2 separate regions of the Homo sapiens genome follow, and region 1 is linked to region 2. A link is an interaction called in ENCODE POLR2A ChIA-PET data of the cell type or tissue named here. Cell type or tissue: Panc1. All regions are shown on one strand. Each heading gives the region's core, and the rest is flanking DNA. Links, peaks and the distances in the headings are about the cores only. Region 1 overlaps FBXW11 (F-box and WD repeat domain containing 11). Region 2 overlaps RANBP17 (RAN binding protein 17).

Evidence for each region. Peaks named below come from ENCODE experiments on the same cell type or tissue, not always from the same donor. Only the 100,000 strongest peaks of a DNase experiment are listed, where the experiment ranks them.
Region 1: POLR2A ChIA-PET joins it to region 2 with 17 read pairs; 1 of 35 experiments calls an interaction of 5 or more read pairs at or near these places.

What each region holds. Positions count from the first base shown.
Region 1 is chr5:171,987,683-171,990,605 of GRCh38, reverse strand. All of the region lies in intron 1 of FBXW11 (F-box and WD repeat domain containing 11), which reads left to right. Among named protein-coding and RNA genes, the nearest start is that of FBXW11, 17 kb to the left of the region's middle. RefSeq lists a silencer at 966-1,105. In Panc1, for the core only: no CTCF peak of the experiment used is centred there; a DNase peak (open chromatin) is centred at 1,135; H3K27ac peaks cover 1,234 bases.
Region 2 is chr5:171,161,043-171,163,965 of GRCh38, reverse strand. The region is part of intron 14 of RANBP17 (RAN binding protein 17); the gene reads right to left. Among named protein-coding and RNA genes, the nearest start is that of TLX3, 150 kb to the left of the region's middle. In Panc1, for the core only: CTCF peaks have their summits at 1,006 and 1,207; a DNase peak (open chromatin) is centred at 1,184.

The sequences.
Region 1 (2,923 bases), core at 96-2,595, 830 kb before region 2:
TAATTTGGGTAACCAGTTTGGACTGATGCATGTGTAGATGATTTCTAGTCTTTTGCTGTTACAGTTAATGCTATAAAGAAGAACTGTGCATATGGAAGGTATCTTCAGGACAGGATCTTGGGCATACTGACTAGGTGCTTTTATAAATCTGATAGACATTGCCACATTGCCCTCCAGTCACATTGCAGCAATTTATACTCTCACAGATCTTGAGTAACAGTGCTCTTATTTCCTGACAGTCTCATGGTATTACATGAATTTTAAACTGTTTGCTTTTTAAATTGTTCTTCTCTTTTTCCTCCATTAACTTTTTATTATGAAAAATATCATATACATCTAAGAGTTGAGGTAAAAAAGTATAACATTTATATACTCTCTTGACCTAGATTCAACAATTGTTAACATTTTGTCATATTTGAGTCATTTCTCTGCTACCCCCCTCCCTTCTCTTCCTCTTTCCCCTTCTTCCCTCCTTCCCATTTCTCTCCTTTTCTCCTTCCCTCTCTTACTCTGTCTTTTCCTTCCTCCCTACCTCCCTTTTTTGTTGTTAAAAATTTGAAAGTAAGTTGCAAACATCATAATACTTAACCCCTAAGTTTTCAGCATGTATCTCCTAAAATAAGGATAGTTTCTCTCTCTTTGTCTCAAACCATTACATGCATACACACAACCATATCTCCGTGTATACAACCACATTATATATAATCACATATACTTTATGCATGTGTAACCACAATACTGTTTTCACATCTAAGAAAATTAAAGTAATTCCATAATATAATATCAAGCATCAATTAAATCTAAATTTTCCTAATTGTCTCAAGAATGTCTTTGATACCACTCTCACTTCTTTAAAACAAACAAACCGACAAAACAGGATCCAAACAAAGTACATCCTTTGTATTTGGTTATGTTTCTTGTACTCTTTTTTAAGAACAGTTCCTTTACCCTTTTCCTTCCTTTGCCTGCATTAACTTGTTTGAAGAGACCAGCTCTGGTTGTCTTGTAGGATGTGTAACCTTGTGCATTCATTATTTCCTCGTGGTGTCATTTAACTGGTTTCTCTAGCTCCTCTACTTCCTGTAAACTGGAAGTTAATTGAGATGCATCCAGGTTAAACATTTTGACGAGAATGCTTCATCATAGGTGAAGTGCAGTTCACATTGAGTCATATCAGGAGGCACTTAATGACGGGTTATCCCGTTATGAGCAATGCTAACTTTGATTCCTTGGCGCAGCCAGATCTCTCCATAATGAAGGTAAAATTTTCTCTTCTGCTATTAGAGAGGAATCTATGGGACACTATTTTGGCACCTTGTAAATACCCTGTTTCATTACAGCCTTTCACTCATTGGTTTCATTATCCTGATCCTGAAATCGGTTATTACAATAGGGGTTGCAAAATTGTAGATTTTTTATTTTATTATTTTAAACAGAGTCTCACTCTGTTGCCCAGGCTGGAGTGCAGTGGTGCAATTTCAGTTCACTGCAACCTCCACCTCCTGGGTTCAAGTGATTCTCCTGCCTCAGCCTCCTGAGTAGCTGGAACTACAGGTGCATACCACCACGCCCGGCTAATTTTCATATTTTTAGTAGAGACAGGGTTTTGCCATGTTGGCCAGGCTGGTCTTGAACTCCTGACCTCAGGAGATTCGCCCACCTCGGCCTCCCAAAGTGCTGGGATTACAGGCGTGAGCCACCATGCTGGGCCAAAATTGTAGTATGAATGTATGTGTGTATGTATATATTTATTTATTTATTGAGGTGGAGTCTCGCTCTGTTGCCCGGGCTGGAGTGCAGTGGCGTGATCTCAGCTCACTGCAGCCTCTGCCTCCTGGATTCAAGCAATTCTCCTGCCTCAGCCTCCTGAGTAACTGGGATTACAGGCACCTGCCACCATGCCTGGCTAATTTTTGTATTTTTATTAGAGACAGGATTTTGCTATGTTGGCCAGACTGGTCTCAAACTCCTGACCTCAAGTGATCTGCCTGCCTTGGCCTCCCAAAGTGCTACGATTACAGGCGTGAGCCACCGTGCCAGAATTGTAGTTTTTAAATTGCCACTCCCACAGGCTGCCCCCATTTTTCTTCCTTCCTTTTTTATATCACCATACTCTCCTGGACTTTTATTTATTCAGTGTTAACAATCAATTACAGTCTTTGCTAATGCTCAGATTGTCTCAGGTTTGGCTACTGATAACTTTTTCTAGGTAGCTCCTCCTGTTTCATTTTGACATGACCCCATCACTGTTTTTTTTGTTTGTTTGTTTGTTTTCCCTTGGCTTTTTTGGCACAACAAGATGTCCCAGACTCACCTTATATTTCCATAAGGTGATCAGGAATCAGCCATTTCTCCAAGGCTCTGGTTCTTTTTAGTAAGGAATGGTATTTAGAAACTAAAATCATTGCCATGGGTTGTCATTGCTTCTAGACCCTTTCAGTGGACAGAACTAAGAAATATGTTTAAAAAGAACCGTGAGTTCATGTTATTTCTGATTCAGATGTAATATTAGAGAGACTTTTTTCTGACTCTGTTAGCCTTTTAATTTTCCAAATCTAAGGGACCTTGTCGGTATCATGGCCCCATCAAATTGAGATACACATTGTTACTTAAATAGGCAGATAAATAGTTTCATCCATTCATTATTGAGCATGTACTCTGTTCTAGGTATTGTTTGGGGAATACAGAACAGAATCAAATGCATACCTTGCTTCCAGAAGCTTGTAGTCTTTTACATAAAAAAGTATACCATAGTGTGAAAACTTGTAAGGATCACGGGAAGTAGACAAACAGTGTTGTAGGAGTTAGAAAAGGAAGGAAATTTCATAAGGGATATTTTAAAAACTTACCCTTGGCCGGGCGCGGTAGCTCACGCCCGTAATCCCAGCACTGTGGGAGGCTGAGGTGGGCGGATTACCTGAGG
Region 2 (2,923 bases), core at 205-2,704:
TTAATACCCTTAGGCCTTCTATAAGTGTTTAAGATGCTATAACTTCTCAAAGAGCTTTAGTGCATTGTTTAAGCAGGCTCAATGCAGAAAATTAACAGTGCAGTAGAAGTCAACAACAAAGTATTTTGCCATTGGATGACAAACCTTCTCTGAACCAATTTATTCTCAAAAACATATCAGGTAATACAAAAGTGATACCACAAAAGATCCCCCAAATATTACTGTGAATTTTCAAGTATTGTTTCAATCTATTGGAATGACTTATTAATGAAGGTTTTTAACTGGTTCTAAATTGGTAAAACAAAACCTGTCACTGGAAAGGATCCAATATAATGAAAGCATTAGTGTTCCTTAGGAAGAGAATTTAGGAACACAGTATGAAATCACTTACTATGAATAAGAAATCAATTTTCATATTTTTGTTTTAGGCTTCAAGTGCCTTTGAGGTCAATTCAGTGCTTTCTATAAGAAAGACCTCATCAATGTGAAAGGCATTAGTAGAGGAGGGAGGAGGAGAGGTGTAAGAAAGAATAGAGCATTTAATGACTTGGATCTAAACCATTTGGAACTAAAGGTACTTAGCTCTTTCATTAACATTTGAAGCAGGATAAAATATGATAATCACAATTAACTTATCACCATAACAAGAGAATTAATGGTACAAACATCATTGCTGTATATTAAATACACAAACTTAGTGACACTGAATAGATCCACATTAATCCTGGGTGACTAATTTTTCCATATCGTTTCAAATAACATCACTAAATATAAGCCTGAAATTAGACAGAAAAATCTTTTGCCAGAATTTGATTTTAAAACCATAATTTATGTTGGAAATCAAGTGGTAAAAGGTGAATAATCCTGCTTGCCTCATTCAGTTGAATAAGGAACAGCATCTGATAAAGAAAAACTGGTTATGGAAGTATAAAATACATCTGAATGTTAAACATTTATTTCAATTAGAATATCTGAACCCACCATCTGTGGTGGCCATCTTGCTAAGGGCACATGTACCTAACAAATCTCTTAAGAGGCATTCCCAGTCTGCTTGAATAAGCTATTGTATAAGAAAACTTGGAGTGACCACTTTGGCCTCACATTTCCTTCGCTCCACATCCTGTGGCACAAAGCATGAACTCAGCAGGCTGGGGTGCAGGGCTGCCTGCTGCCTTGTGATAATCCCCTCTCCCAGTAGGGGCCTCCACTGATGCATGGCTAAGAACATGCTTCCTCTTTTGCTTGCACCCCAGTGGGGTTTCCATTTCTAACTTGGGCCCAAATCCAGACTGCTAAGGAAGGTGGAAAAGTCAGAAAGCTCCAGATGCTGTCAGAGATATTTCTGAGTCAGTTTCTAAACAATAATTTATTAGAAAGAGTACAGGTATAATGTGAAAACCAGCAAGGCTGGTAATTTTGGAGAGATTCTTTTCCTCCCACCCCCAAGCAGATCTAGGGTCTAACTACCACCTGTTCAACAGAAGCTGGCTGTTTGCCTTACTTTCCTTCAGGGAGCCACTGACTAAGGATCTCCACCAGCATGAACCTAATGCCTCCCGACAGGCCTTCCCTAGCCAAGAGGGACCTGGGTTGAGTGCACCAGTTACTGGTCACAGGATATGCAGTCCACAGAAAGACTCCTGTGGTGCAACCAGCTGAAAGCCAACCAGAGAAAATGGAGAGTGTACATTTGTCCTGACACAGCTTTGCTCCTGTTGGCTGCCAATTCACTCCATGTCTGGGGCCAAGCTTCTGTTAAACTAGTCTTCTATGGATAAAGCCATGGTAAAGCCCTGGGTAAATATATTATCTCCCCAAGCCCATTCAAAAAGAAGCTAACTATGGCTATGGCACCAGATGCTTGGGAAGAAGGCTTAATTTTAGTAGAGGATTTTGGGACCATGGTTTGAAAGAGCATTTCAGACAGTTAAAGGAATATTTATAATTCTTTGCAATAGCAAGTTTATAAGATGACGATTAAATTTTAGGGCAAAGAAGCTGATGCTGGATGAAGTTTGTGAGAGGGTGATAGCAGAGGTGGGGAACTGGGAAGTAAAATATTTTGTTTAATCCCCCGTACCTCCTAAAGGTGTCAGCCAGAAACACATTCTGACACAAGGGATACATGTGCTCTAGACACTGTTCAATAACAGATGCTATTCAATGTAGCCAAATAAAACTTTCTTAAGTATTAATAACTGATTATAATTGGTTACTCAGCAATGTTAGCATCAAGAAATCTAGGATGCTTTTGTACTATGCAACCACATTAAATATAGGCTTTGCAGCTAATACTGCTTATTAGTGGACTACTAAACCTTTGGCTATAAAATATGAACATTGTAGAATTATATAATGCATAAAAAGGGAATGAAGACAATGCATGCCTACACTTAATCATTGTATGCATATGCCTGTTTTACTAATTAGAATCTGAGGCTGTAGTGAGACAAGCATAAAGATTGCTGGTCCACCATCATAACCAGCAACCCAACTCACCTTAACTATTTTCCAAGCCTTCTCTGGAACTCTGGGTACATCACTCCTCAGGCGTACAACCTAAAAAGCACAAAGTTTAGGGACCTGCCACCTGGCACCAGAAATAAGAGCAAAAGGCCTCCCCAATCTCAAATAAAAGGAGAAAGTGGCTGACAATCTTTGTGGTTGTTACTTATGATATTCTTGGGACTTTGATTTTATTCTGGAGCCCATGAGCAGAGACATGGTGAAGTCCTGTTCAAATTCTGGATGTGGTTATATGAATGACAATGGGATTGCTTCAGTGAGATAATTCCAGAAACCAGTTACTAAAAGCTAGCCCTAAAAAAGAATAAATCATAAATAATATTTGACAGAATGATTTTTAAGAATCTCAGCCGGGCGCGGTGGCTCACGCCTGTAATCCCAGCACTTTAGGAGGCCG